Linked DNA regions of Homo sapiens: region 1 is linked to region 2. A link is an interaction called in ENCODE POLR2A ChIA-PET data of the cell type or tissue named here. Cell type or tissue: MCF 10A. All regions are shown on one strand. Links, peaks and the distances in the headings refer to the core of each region. The heading gives the core; the rest is flanking DNA. Region 1 overlaps DNAH14 (dynein axonemal heavy chain 14). Region 2 overlaps LINC02765 (long intergenic non-protein coding RNA 2765).

What was found. Peaks named below come from ENCODE experiments on the same cell type or tissue, not always from the same donor. Only the 100,000 strongest peaks of a DNase experiment are listed, where the experiment ranks them.
Region 1: POLR2A ChIA-PET joins it to region 2 with 6 read pairs; 2 of 35 experiments call an interaction of 5 or more read pairs at or near these places.

Annotation. Positions count from the first base shown.
Region 1 is chr1:225,376,060-225,381,059 of GRCh38, forward strand. It overlaps DNAH14 (dynein axonemal heavy chain 14), which reads left to right. Exons shown (of 86, transcript NM_001367479.1): 79 at 1,178-1,377; 80 at 4,100-4,263. Among named protein-coding and RNA genes, the nearest start is that of LBR, 49 kb to the right of the region's middle. In MCF 10A, for the core only: no CTCF peak of the experiment used is centred there; a DNase peak (open chromatin) is centred at 3,052.
Region 2 is chr1:225,449,188-225,458,099 of GRCh38, forward strand. The region is part of intron 2 of LINC02765 (long intergenic non-protein coding RNA 2765); the gene reads right to left. Among named protein-coding and RNA genes, the nearest start is that of LINC02765, 14 kb to the right of the region's middle. RefSeq lists an enhancer at 6,686-7,186. In MCF 10A, for the core only: no CTCF peak of the experiment used is centred there; DNase peaks (open chromatin) are centred at 5,074 and 5,764.

The DNA.
Region 1 (5,000 bases), core at 1-5,000, 75 kb before region 2:
CCTGGGCATCAGAGCAAGATCCTATCTGAAAAAGAAGGAAAAAAAACTGTTTAAAATAACATTTTAGTTAAATTTAGGATTCTTTGGCCAAATGTGGTGGCTCATGCCTATAATCCTAGCACTTTGGGAGGCCGAGGAGAGTAGATCACTTGAAGTCAGGAGTTCGAGACCAGCCTGGCCAACATGATGAGACCTTATCTGTACTAAGAATACAAAAATTAGCCAGCCATGGTGGATCATGCCTGTAGTCCTAGCTACATGGGAGGCTGAGGCATGAGAATCACTTGAACCCGGGAAGCAGAGGTTGAAGTGAACCGAGATCATGCCAGTGCACTCCAGCCTGGGCGACAGAGCAAGACTCCATCTCAAAAAAGAAAAAAAAGTTTAGGGTATTTTAAATTGCCCAAAGAATACAATGTGCATGGTTTTGTACAGAGTATTACATTAAGTATGCACTAAGAGAATAAGGTATACTGTAACATACAGCATACAATTGCATTGGCAGAATTATATCAGATGACAGAAGGGTATTCTGAAATTTGTATTTCAATTGTTCAGTTGCTTTAAAACACTAGGAATTTTATGACAGTTCCAGCTTGCCAGCTCTTCCTGTTTTTTGTTATAATCTTGCTTCTTCTGCAGGTAATTTTTTTAATCAGTGACTGTTATTTGATTTTTCCCTCTGACCTTCATTAATTCTTCAACATTTTCCTTAATGATATCAAGAAAGCCACCATCACCCACTTTCCTGACCATATGAACAATGCATTTCTCTTCTTGGTCAGTGGTCAATTATTCTTAAGATCATTCTCACATTCCTTCTATAGGTTTCACTAAAGTAAAATGATTTGTTCAAGCCTTATTGCATTCATTATCTATGGGTGGTCAGAATCACCCTCACCTTTAAAGCGTTTTTTTTTTCTTTCTCTCTTTTCCCAAAAAGAAAGTTATACATGCATATCATATGCACATTACAATACAGTAGTCCCAAATGTTGCTTTTGACAGTGTCTATAATATACCACATGCAAATAAGAAAGCCTTCGGTATAAAATTTCATGGGAAAATATTGTCTTCAAGCATTACTGAAAGTAGGTATCTTACTCTGGCAAAAACCAACAAAGTGTTCAGAAGTAGCAGGATTGAAGAAAAAAGCTAACAAAATGTTAAATTTTCAGATATGTCTGCCAGTTCCAGGATCTGCAAGCATAAAGGACTACATACACATTATCCAGTCCTTACCTGATGATGACCTTCCCGAGGTCTTAGGAATACACCCAGAGGCCATCAGGAGCTGCTGGGAGACCCAGGGCGAAAAGTTTATTGAAAATCTGATTGCCATGCAACCAAAAACTACCACTGCCAACCTCATGATCAGGTAAGAACTCGCTAGGAAAAATTGTTGGTCAAAAATTATCAGGCTGGGTCTGGCAGCTCATGCCTGTAATCCCAGCACCTTGGGAGGCTGAGGTGGACAGATTGCTTGAGCTCAGGAGTTCGAGACCACTCTGAGCAACATGGTGAAACCCTGTCTCTACAAATAATACAAAAATTAGCTGAGTGTAGTGGTGAGCACCTGTAGTCCCAGTAACTTGCGAGGCTGAGACCCTGTCTAAAAAAAAAATTCATTTGAAGAGATATATAGAAAAGTATAGTCTACATGGTAAAGAAACTAAATTCTACTTCAATGAGTTCCTTATGTATTTAAGTTCTAATTTTTCAATTTGTACGTCTAACAAATTTTAACACTTTTAAAAGATATTTGAATGTTTGACCCCATTTATAAGCTTAAACATTTTCAAATATATTAATATTCATTATAAAGTTAATGTACTTCAATTTGTCTTCCAGACCTTCTCAAATCTTTGAGTAACTTTTATAAATCTAATAATCAAATAAATATGGTGAATCTTAAATTTTCTTGTTCCCTAATATTTTATATCAATCTAACAAGATTTCAACCTAAAATCATAAATCAGTTTCTCAATTATCTCTTTTAATTGGGGTCACAAGACTGACCCCAATCTAACACAAGGTATTACGAGGCCCAATTCTCTTAAACATTACAAATATTTAAGATACCAACATATTATAAGGAAATGCTTTTAATAAACATACTAGATATGCTTATTAATGTCCCTTTGGTCACTTTGAGAGGCTATAATTATCCCAGTCTTGCTGCCTTTGCTTATTAGAGACTTGTCTGTGGGACTTAATCCAAACATCTATCATATTCAATGTAATTTCCTTAGTGGTAGCAAATCTTTGCCCTCTGAAGGTAAGCTTGATTTTTGACACCTTTTGACCTTTTGAATTATTTGAAGCTACCTGGGTTGAATTCTAAGGAGAAAATCAACTTTACAGTCAAAACAGTGTGATGACAAAGTAAGGAGCCATGTGACCTCAGGCGATCTGTAAACTGGTTTGGAAGCAGCACTGTTGGACTAAATACTTCTTGGCAGCTTTAAGGTTATTGCTTACCTTGAAGGATAATATTCATTTGACTGTGAAACCTGGAGTGTTTGTTGAAAAATCAGTCCTGGCCGGGCGCGGTGGGCTCACGCCTGTGATGCCAGCACTTTGGGAGGCCGAGGCGGGTGGGTCACGAGGTCAGGAGTTCAAGATCAGCCTGGCCAAGATGGTGAAACCCCGTCTCTACTAAAAATACAAAAAATTAGCCAGCATGGTGGTGAGCACCTGTAATCCCAGCTACTCGGGAGGCTGAGGCAGAGAATTGCTTGAACCCGGGAGGGGGAGGTTGCAGTGAGCCAAGATAGCAACACTGCACTCCAGCTGGGGTGACAGTGCAAAACTCCGTCCCAAAAAAAAAAAAAGAAAAGAAAAAGAAAAATCAGTCCCGGCTAGTAAATAGAGCAGCAGAACTCAAAAGAGATGTGCCCCATTTCCTACTCATCCACTAACTGTCTAAGGAGGTCCTCCCACCTCCCGGGGCCCTGGTTTCATCATCTTTAAAAGGATTCCAAAGAGCTCTTCCAGCTCTAGTGTTTAGTGGTTTTGCATAGTATCGCAGCCTCACCTAGGCCTGGACACGCGCTCCTCCTGTCACCACCCGCGGAGTGTGTGATTAAGAAGCCCTTCGTGTCAACACAGGAATGAGGCAAGCAGTGGAATGTTCCATGCGGCTGCTTCAGCGTGCTCTGTTTAGTTGCCTCCTCTTTTTCATTGTCTTGCAGATGCATGCAGATGATTATTTTACAAAGAAATCCTAAAAAAGCTTTTATAATACATATTTCCTTGCAAATGTCTAAAGTACATTGGACAGTTTCTCATCTACAAAATGAAATGAATTCCATGGTCTCTGTAAGATCATCCATAGCATAATTTTGTGGTTCTGTGAAGATACATTTATCTTCAGACGGAACTTAAGCAGAGGACCCTCTAACATTAGATAGATCTGTAGCTTGTTTTTCTCTTGATTTCTTTTATTTTATTTTCCTTTCCTTTTCTTTTTTTAAATTTTTTTTTTGAGATAGAGTCTCGCTCTGTCACCCAGGCTGGAGTGCAGTGGCATAATCTTGGCTCACTGCAACCTCTGCCTCCCGGGTTCAAGTGATTCTCGTGCCTCAGCCTCCTGAGTAGCTCAGACTACAGGCGCCCACCATGCCTGGCTAACTTTTGTATTTTTAGTAGAGACAGGGTTTTACCATGTTGGCCAGGCTGGTCTCAAACTCCTGACCTCAAGTGATCTGTCTGCCTCGGCCTCCCAAATTGCAGGGATTACAGGCATGAGCCACTGTGCCCAGCCAATTTTTATTTTTTTAATTGACATAATAATTGTACATATTTCTGAGGTACATAGTAATGTTTCAATACATACAATGTATAGTGATCAGATCAGGGCAATTCATATGTCCATCATCTCAAACATTTATCCTTTGTGTTGGGAACTTTCAGTATCCTCTCTTCTAGCTATTTGAAGATGTATAATCTATTTTTGTTACCTATACTCATCCTACAGTGGTATAGAACACTAAACATATTCCTCCTGTCTACCAGTAATCTTGAATCCTTTAACAAATCTCTCCCCATCTCCCCACTTCCTGTTCTGTGTCTCATTCTTCTCTTGGTTTTTTTTGCAGACCTGAGCAGAGTAAGGATGAACTGGTGATGGAAATTCTATCCGACTTGCTAAAGCGGCTGCCACTGACAGTGGAGAAAGAAGAAATTGCTGTTGGAACTCCAAGCACATTGAAGAGCATGATGTCAAGCTCCATTTGGGAGTCTCTTTCTAAAAATCTCAAAGGTGAGCATGGGACAGGAGCTTTTTCCCCTTACCTCACTCTCCTCAAGAAAGGACTCTGGTGTCAGGAGTAAGGTAAAGATAAGACAAAAATTCTGTAGAAGTGAAAATACTGAGATAAGATGGAAAACTCAGTCTCTGCCTCCTCTCTCCAAGTTGAAAGACAGAGAGCACAGAAGAAAATCACGCTTTAGTTTGGGGGTGGGTAGCGTGTGGCACTGAAATCAAAAGTGAAGAAATAACAAGTGTAGCAAACTAGAAAGCAGCAACTCTGCTTTGGAGATTGTCAAGAGTTCTAGGTGCCTGTTCTCTCTGCCTCTCTGCCTTCTGGAACAGCGGAAGTTTAGATGGACCTTCTGCTGAAAGACCACTTGACTCCAAGAAGCTAAGGGGAATCAGGGCAGGCCCAGGAAGACAGAGGAAGCCTGATTGCCCAGAGATGACTCCAAACCCAGCTCTAAGTGGCTAAATTGCTAGACTATGATAATTTTCCCAGTTAAATTTTAATACCCATATTTTATCCCTTTGCAGAAGTTTATTTGGGAACCAAATATTGAGCAATAGTTTATCAAAACAGTGTCATTGTTGAGTCTCAATCAAAGGTCAGCAAATTAGGGCTCGCAGGCCAAATCCAGCCCACCATTTGTTTTTGTACAGCCTGTGAACTAAAATGGCTTTTGCATTTTTTAATGGTTAAAAAAAATCAAAAGAAGGAATATAGTTTGTGACACATAAATGTT
Region 2 (8,912 bases), core at 2,153-7,152:
TTCGCCGTGTTGGTCAGGCTGGTCTCGAACTCCTGATCTCAAGTGATCCACCCACCTCGGCCTCCTAAAGTGCTGGGATTACAGGCATGAGCCATTGCACCCAGCCACAATTTGTTATTGAAAAAAAAAAAATTCCCACTCTTCACTACCTCAATTCAATCATAGGGCCACCTGTATCCTCTATGCCACCTCCTAGGCTGGGCATTCACCCGTCGAGCTTACAGGATGAGTCAGAACCCATCCTTGCTCTCCCGGAGCCTGAACTCTAGAGTGGGTTGGGAACAAGGAAAGGCAGGCGCCGACTGCCAACTATACGGGTGCATATCTCAGCGCGGTCACACCCTTCTTGCCCAGACCTGCCTCTGCTCTGTCCTCCTGGCCCCTGAGGAGCACCTGGGGCAGAGGAGGAGCCCCTAGGAACCTTCCATGATAGAGCACAGGAGTCTGCAAGCGGTTGATTTGGTCTCCTCTACCCGGCCCCTCCCTCTCTCTGGACCCTGCAATGTCGAGGTAGAGAGTGTTATTCCCATTTTACAGATGAGGACAATCAGATTCAAATAGGTCAGGTGACATGCCCACAGTCGCACAGTGGGAAGATGGCAGAGCCAGGTCTCTGCCGCCTGGAAGGGAAGCCTGTGCTCTGCTCATTGGAGAGCACTGCCTCCCTCGACCACTGCCAAGCTTTGATGGCAAAGGAGCAACAGAGGTCACGTGTCAGGGATTAGCAAGCAAGGGTGACAGGAGGAGGTGGCATTCCAGAAGGGCCTTGGAGTATGGGCAGGATTTTAGAAGACAGTAGAAAAGATGGGAAGGTTGACGTGGCAGGGGACACAGAGAGAGCCAAGTTGGGGAGGCAGGATGGTGCAGGCCATGCCCCGCAGCAGCTGATGATCCAGGTTACCCAGGGGCAGCCCCTATGCCTCACACCTCCAGACCCCCTCCAAGGCAGAACAAGCTCCTGACACATTTCTCATGATTCTCCAGAATTCCAGGGGGCGTCTTTTCCAGTTATCTAGGGCTATGACATTGTACCACACTGTGAGATAAATAAAATATGTATAAGCATCAGCCACTGTTTCTTCTTCTTTTTTTTTTTTTTTTTTTTTTTGAGACAGAGTCTCGCTCTGTTGCCCAGGCTGGAGTGCAATTGCGCGATCACAGCTCATTGCAACCTCCACCTCCCAGGTTCAAGCAGTCCTCCTGCCTCAGCCTCCCGAGTAGCTGGGACTACAGGCGAGCACCACCACACCCGGCTAATTTTTTTGTATTTTTAGTAAAGATGGGGTTTCACCATGTTGGCCAGGCTGGTCTTGAACTCCTGACTTCAAGTGATCTGCCGGCCTCGGCCTCCCAAAGGGTTGGGATTACAGGCGTGAGCCACCACACCCGGCTGCAACTGTTTCTTCTGATGAATGCAGCTGTGCCAGTTTCCAGGCAGCCTGTGCGAAGCTCTGCCAGCTCATCGTCCTGCTGTCGCAGCCCTGGGGCTTCCTGTCAAGGGGAAGGTCACAGTGGCCCGTGTAAACCCTCACTCTGCTTACACAGTTGTGAGCAGGGGCACTCTCTGAACTGCAATGTATATAACAATAAGTAAACTGCAAAGAGAAAAGGGAAAAAAGGAAATTGTTTTCCTGGCACATAACCAAAAAGTCTAGGGACAGATCTGGTGCTTCCGGCTCAACTTGACCAAGGGACTCATATGATATCACTGGAGCCACAGTCTCCTAGCCCTTGCCTCCACTTCTGCTGGAAGCTTGGTTTCATTGTCAGGCCGCAGCAGCTCGAGGACACAGCCAAACCATATCACCATCTTTTACCAAGGTGCACACAGCCCTTCAGAATCCTCCTCCCCTTCACTGGCCTCCTCCTCTGACCCTCTTCCTTCTGCTCACTCAGCTCTAGCCACAGTGGCCTCCGTGCTGTTGGATTCCACCTCAGGGCCTTTGCACATGCTGCCCTCATGACTGGAACACTTCCCCAACACTCCTGAGGCTCTCTCCCTCTCTTCTTCAGGTCTTGCCTTTGCAGTGAGGCCTTTCCTCACCACTCTGCTGAAAACTGCAACCCATTACCTGACCCAGTCCCTTTCCTTCCCTGCAGAGCACTTTCCACCACACACATATGTCACTCCTTGTACACCCATCAGTCTGTCTGGGCTAGAAGAATAGCTCCTGCGGGACAGGGGTTTGTGTCTGTTTTGTTCGCAGCTGCATTCCCAGTCCTAGAGCAATGCTTGTGGGGCCTAGCAGGTGCTCGCTAAGTGCTCATGGATTGGCTGAGAGCTGAGTTGACTCCATAGGCTATGCCACAGAGTGGCCCTGGGCAGCTTGCTGTCCTTCCTTCACACGGACAGAGGCAGTTGTGGTTTGGTAAGATACCCTCTGAACAGCTAATGTGGGTAAAGAAGCATCTCCCTGTGGGCAATGGTAGCCATCTGCAGGCCCCTGTGGTTCAGCTCCCTGCTATGGAGGGCTGAGTCATTGACGTGGTGGCCTTTTAGAGACACACCTTGCGAGACTCCTTTGTTAGGACAGAACAGTATCTCCTGGAATCTTTATTTAAATTAAAAAAATAAAAGTTTCTAAGAACCAGGCCTTCAGAAAACTTCAGACTGCCCTTCACTTTGTCCCCACTTGTCAGAGATGGTTTGGAAAGAAGACAAAAAAAGACACTGGGAAAGGAAACAGGGTCAGGCTACGGGGGCAGCGCGGGAGCCTGCCTGGATTCCTGCGTGTCAGCGCCATAGCGCCTTCTGAGAGTGGCACCCAGCTGGGTTAGGGACACTCGGTCCAGCCATTCTGGGGTCCAAGAGCAGCAGCGCCCCCTAAAGCAGCCTGGGAGTGGGTGCTTCCCAGTGCCAAGCGGGCTGCAAGTATCTGCCCGCTGCCCACGCCCGCGCCCACCCCGCTTCAGGGTGCTCTCCCCAAATCTTGGCACTATTTACCTGTGCTGGGCTCCGTTCGGCAGTAGTGCAGAGGCCCCTCTCCTGGGGAACTCGTGCACCACAAGAATTGGCGCTTGCAGGGGCCAGCAGCGGGGGCGGTGAAGCAGCAACAAAAAACCCCAGTCTCTGTCCTGGGGCCTCACCGTCTGGTGGGAAAGGCAGTGGTGTAGATATGGCTAAGGGCTGTGGTGGGTGAGGAGGGCACAGGACATGAAAATTATGGCGCCTTCTCCCGACCAGCTCGGGGGCCACGGGCAGACAGGTCACCCTCAGGACCCCAACTGCCCTTCCAGCCCCAGGACACATTCTGGGTGAGGCCTTGATTTCCTTAATTAATACATAGAACATGCTTCTTACACCCATGTTCATAGCAGAATTATTCACAATAGCCAAAAGGGGGAAGCCACCCATGTGTCCCTCAGTGGGTGAATGGATGAACAAAACGTTGTATTTACATACAATGGAATATCACTCAGCCATTAAAGGAAGACCATGCCCCCACCTGCCACAACATGCACAAACTTTGAGAGCATAATTAAGTAAAAGAAACCAGACACAAAAGACAAATACTGTAGAATTCCACTTAAACGAGGTTCCTAGACTGGTCAAAATCATCAAGACAGAAAGTAAAATGGGAGTTACCAGGGCTTGGGGGAAGGGAATGGGGCGTTACTATTTAACAGATACAGAGTTTCTGTTTGTGAAGATGAAAACGTTCTGGAGCTGGACGCGGTGGCTCACGCCTGTAATCCCAGCACTTTGGGAGGCCGAGGCGGGCAGATCATGAGGTCAGAAGATGGAGACCATCCTGGCTAACACAGTGAAACCCCATCTCTACTAAAAATACAAAAAAATAGCCGGGCATGGCGGCGGGCGCCTGTAGTCCCAGCTACTCGGGAGGCTGAGGCAGGAGAATCGCTTGAACCCAGGAGGTGGAGCTTGTAGTGAGTGGAGATCACGCCACTCACTCCAGCCTGGGTGACAGAATAAGACTCCATCTCAAAAAAAAAAAAAAGAAAGAGAAAAAGAAAACATTCTGGAGAGGGATGGTGGTGATGGTTACACAACAGTGTGAATGTACTTAATGCCGCTGAACTGTACACTTAAAAATTGTTAAAGTAATAAATTTTGTGTATATTTACCACAATAAAAATGAAAAAAACTCATTTCAGGTGCTTAGGAAAATATGTGTTTGGGTGCATCTTATCTGCAGAATAATCCACTGGGCTGGACACTTCTAGATATTCATTTGGAGGAAGGGGCATAGCATCATGATCAAGAGCATCAGTTTTGGAGACTGTATTAATCTGTTCTCATGCTGCTAACAAAGACATACCTGAGACTGGATAATTTATAAAGGAAAGAGGTTTAATTGACTCACAGTTCCACATGGCTGGGGAGGCCTCACAATCATGGCGGAAGGTGAATGAGGAGCAAAGTCACGTCTTACATGGTGGCAGGCAAGAGAGATCTTGTGTAGGGGAACTCCCATTTATAAAACCATCAGATCTCATGAGCCTTGTTCACTACCATGAGAACAGTATGGGGGAAATTGCCCCTATGATTCAATTATCTCCACCTGGCCCTGCCCTTGACAGGAGGGGATTATTACAATTCAAGGTGAGATTTGGGTGGGGACACAGCCAAACCATATCAGAGACATATTTCCTGGATTGAGAATCCCAGATTCTCATCTGGCAGCAGTGCAACTTTGGGCAAGTGAGTGCTTCTAGCTGCCACAGTGTCTTCATCCATAAAATGAGAATAATGATAGCACCTTCATGAATATGACTTGTTAGAGGTAAATAGGAATAATGCATTAAGCACTGGGCATGGCTTCTGACATGTAGCAAATCTCACAACAAATGTTAATGCTCACTAACTATTACATATTATGCACAAAAGAACACAGCACTCTACAGGAAGAGCAGTTACTAAAACCTGCACTCTTGAAAATGTGCCTCACAGTCTAACATTTGGATTAAACAGAACACCCATCAGAAGTTGGCAATGCTCCATCACACACAGTCGTGTTTATTTGTTATAACAGGTGCCAGGATCAGTAGCTAAATTTGGTAGCAGTTGATGCTGCATCATTAGTTGATTCAACATATATTTACTGAGAACCTGTGCTGGGTATGAGAACACAGATGCAACAAGACAGAGCACCCCTGCCCTCCGGGAATGTGTGTCCTCGTGGGAGAAAACAGAGATCAAACAAAAAGTGAACAACTCCTCACCTCTCTCCACTAGTGAGTAATAAGCAAACAAGGTTGCATCACAAAAATATCCACAAACGGGAGAGAATGTGACAAGAACACAGCTAAAACATAAAGATGGTCATTCCTGGAAGAGAATGTGGCTCAAGTCAGCTTAGCACAGATACCCTTAGCAGCCATCCTGAGGTTGGCTGGGCAGGGCACTCTCATAGCCACAAAAGCCTTCTCAGTGGAGGCTCACTCTGGTCATTCAGATCTGAGCTGAAATGTCATCTCCTAAGAGATCTTCCCTCGGCACCTGATCTGAAGTAGACCTCCTGGTACTCTCTGGACATTATCGTTGTTTTCTGCAATTAACATTGGTATCTGATGTTTGCTTGTTTATTACTGGCCTTTTCTCCACTAGAGTGAAAACTCTACAGAGAGAGGACTTAGCATCTCTTAGGAGCTCAGGATGCCTGAATCATGAGCTCCAGGAATCTGCATTTAATAAATGCCCGCAGAGATTCAGAAAGGCACTTGCGTTCAGGCTCCACTGCCTTCAAAGACCAGTCTGTCAACTGCCTGACATTTCTCCACTTGTGATTCACACACTGGTGACTCAGCCACCCATTCGACCAGGGTGATAGAGAAGTCAGAGAAACGCCAGAACTGTTGTTCAACACAGGCTGGCTGCTCCTGTCACCTCTCCCACGCCACCCACCCCTTATGTCTAGTCTCAGAAAACCAGAACCAGGGTGACAATTGCCCCCAGAGTCCACAGTGAATCAGAAGAGCTCTTTAAACAAAAGAATCACTCAGAACGATTGTTAATTTTGAGTGTTGTTCTAAAACACAAGAAAGGGGAGACGTGTGTTTCCCCATTAAAGCTAATCAATCCATTTGTAGATGGATGATGACAGGGAAAGGGAGGAGGAGTTAAAGTATGTTAAAAGGGTCAGGAGCAGTGGCTCACACCTGTAATCCCAGCAATTTGGGAGGCTGAGATGGGAGAATGGCTTAAGCCCAGGAGTTCAAGACCAGCCTAGGTAACATAGTGAGACCTCATATGTACGAAAAAATAGAAAAATAAAAATTAGTACATCTATAGTCCTAGCTACTCAGAAGGCTGAGGTGGGAGGATCACTTGAGCCTGGAAGGTTGAGGCTGCAGTGAGCCATGGTCACACCAGTGCACTCCAGCCTAGGTGACAGAGCAAGACTCTATCCAAAAAAAAAAAAAATAAATAAAGCATCTTAAAAGGAATTGCCCATTCATGTAGATGTTCAAGGGACGCAGGATAGCCAGAACAATCCTGAAAAAGAACGAAGTTGGAGGACTCACACTTTCTGATTTCAAACCTTACTGCAAAGCTGCAGTAATCAAGACTGTGTGATCCTAGCATTAGAATAGAGATATAGGCCGGGCGTGGTGGCTCACGCCTGTAATCCCAGCACTTTGGGAGGCCGAGGCGGGTGGATCACGAGGTCAGCAGATCGCGACCATCGTGGCTAACACGATGAAACCCGGTCTCTACTAAAAATACAAAAAATTAGCCAGGCGAAGTAGCGGGTGCCTGTAGTCCCAGCTACTCCGGAGGCTGAGGCAGGAGAATGGCGTGAACCCCGGGGGGCGGAGCCTGCAGTGAGCCGAGATCGCGCCACTGCACTCCAACCTGGGCAACAGCAAGACTCCGTCTCAAAAAAAAAAAAAAAAGAATAGAGATATATAGATAAATGGAATGGAATTGAGAGTTCAGAAGCACATTCTCACATTTACAGCCAATTAATTCTTGACAAGGATGCCAAGACAATTTTCAATAAATGGGGCTGGGACAACTTAGACATCCACGCATAAAAGAATGAAGTTAGAACACTGCCTCACCTCATACACAAAAATTAACTTAAAATGGATCAAAGACTTAAATATAAGAAGTAAAATTATACACTTCTGTGATGGTTAATATTGAGTGTCAACTTGATTGGATTAAAGGATGCAAAGTATTGATCCTGGGTGTGTCTGTGAGGGTGCTGCCAAAGGAGATTAACATTTGAGTCAGTGGGCTGGGAAAGGCAGACCCACCCTCAATCTGAGTGCGCACCATCTAGTCAGCTGCCAGTGTGGCTAGGATACAAAGCGGGCAGAAAAACGTGAAAAGACTAGACAGGCCTAGCCTCCCAGCCTACATCTTTCTCCCATGCTGGATGCTTCCTGCCCTCGAACATTGGACTCCAAGTTCTTCAGTTTTGGGACTTGGACCAGCTCTCCTTGCTCCTCAGCTTGCAGATGGCCTATTGTGGGACCTTATGATCATGTGAGTTAATGCTTAATAAGCTCCTATAGATATAGATATATATATATATATCTCCTATTAGTTCTGTCCCTGTAGAGAACTCCGACTAATACAACTTCTTTGCAGAAAATATAGTCATGCTTTTTTTACTGATACATAATAATTGTACATATTTATGGGGTACATGTGATATTTTGACACATGCCTACAATGTGTAATGATCAAATCAGAGTAACTGGAATATCCATCACCTCAAAGGTTCATCGATTCTTTGTGTTGGGAACTTTTCACATATCCCTGTCTATTTTGAAATGTATAATAAATTATTAACTATAGTCACCCTGCTGTGCTATCGAACACTAGAACGTATTCCTTCTGTCTAACTGTATGTTTGTACCCAGCAGCTCAACCTCTCTTCATCCCACCCGTTTCTCAGCCTCTGGTAACTATCATTCTACTCTCTACCTGCACGAGACATGAGATCAACTTCTTTAGCTCCCACATATGACTGAGAGGACATTTGTAGTTCTGTGTCTGGTTTATTTCACTAACACAATGATCTCTAGGTCCCTCCATGTTGCTGCAAATAACAGAATTTTATTCTTTTTATGGCTAATACTCCATTGTGTATATATATACCACAGTTTTTAATTCATTCATCTGTTGATGGACTTTCAGCTTGATTCCGTATCTTGGCTATTGTGAATAGACAAGGGTGGTGCAGGTATTCCTTTAATATATTGATTTCCTTTTCTTTGAATAAATACCCAGTGGTGGGATTGCTGGATTGTACGGTAATTCTATTTTTAGTTGTTAAGAAACTCCCATACTGTTTTCCACAATGGCTAAACTAATTTATTTCCCCACCAATAGCATCTAAGAGTTCTCTTTTCTCAACATTATAGACGTAAATTTTGACATCAAGGTAGGCAATGGTTTTTAAAACATGACACCAAAAGTACAAGCAACCAAAGGAAAAACATGGATAAATTGGGCTTCGTTCAAATTAAAAACTTTGGTGTTTTAAAAGACACTATTAAGCCAGTGAAAAAACAACCCACAGAATGGAGAAAAGTTTTGTAAATCATACGCCTAAGAGACTTGTCTCTAGCATATATGAAGAACTCTCACAAACCAATAATAAAAATATAAATATTCTGGCTGGGCGTGGTGGCTCACGCCTGTAATCCCAGCACTTTGGGAGGCAGAGGCGGGCGGATCACGAGGTCAGGAGATCGAGACCATCCTGGCTAACACAGTGAAACCCCGTCTCTACTAAAAATACAAAAAATTAGCCAGGCGTGGTGGCGGGCGCCTGTAGTCCCAGCTATTCGGGAGGCTGAGGCAGGAGAACGGCGTGAACCCAGGAGGCGGAGCTTGCAGTGAGCCTAGGTTGCGCCACTGTACTCCAGCCTGGGCAACAAAGCGAGACTCCGTCTCAAAAATAATAATAATAAAAATAAATAAATATTCTAAT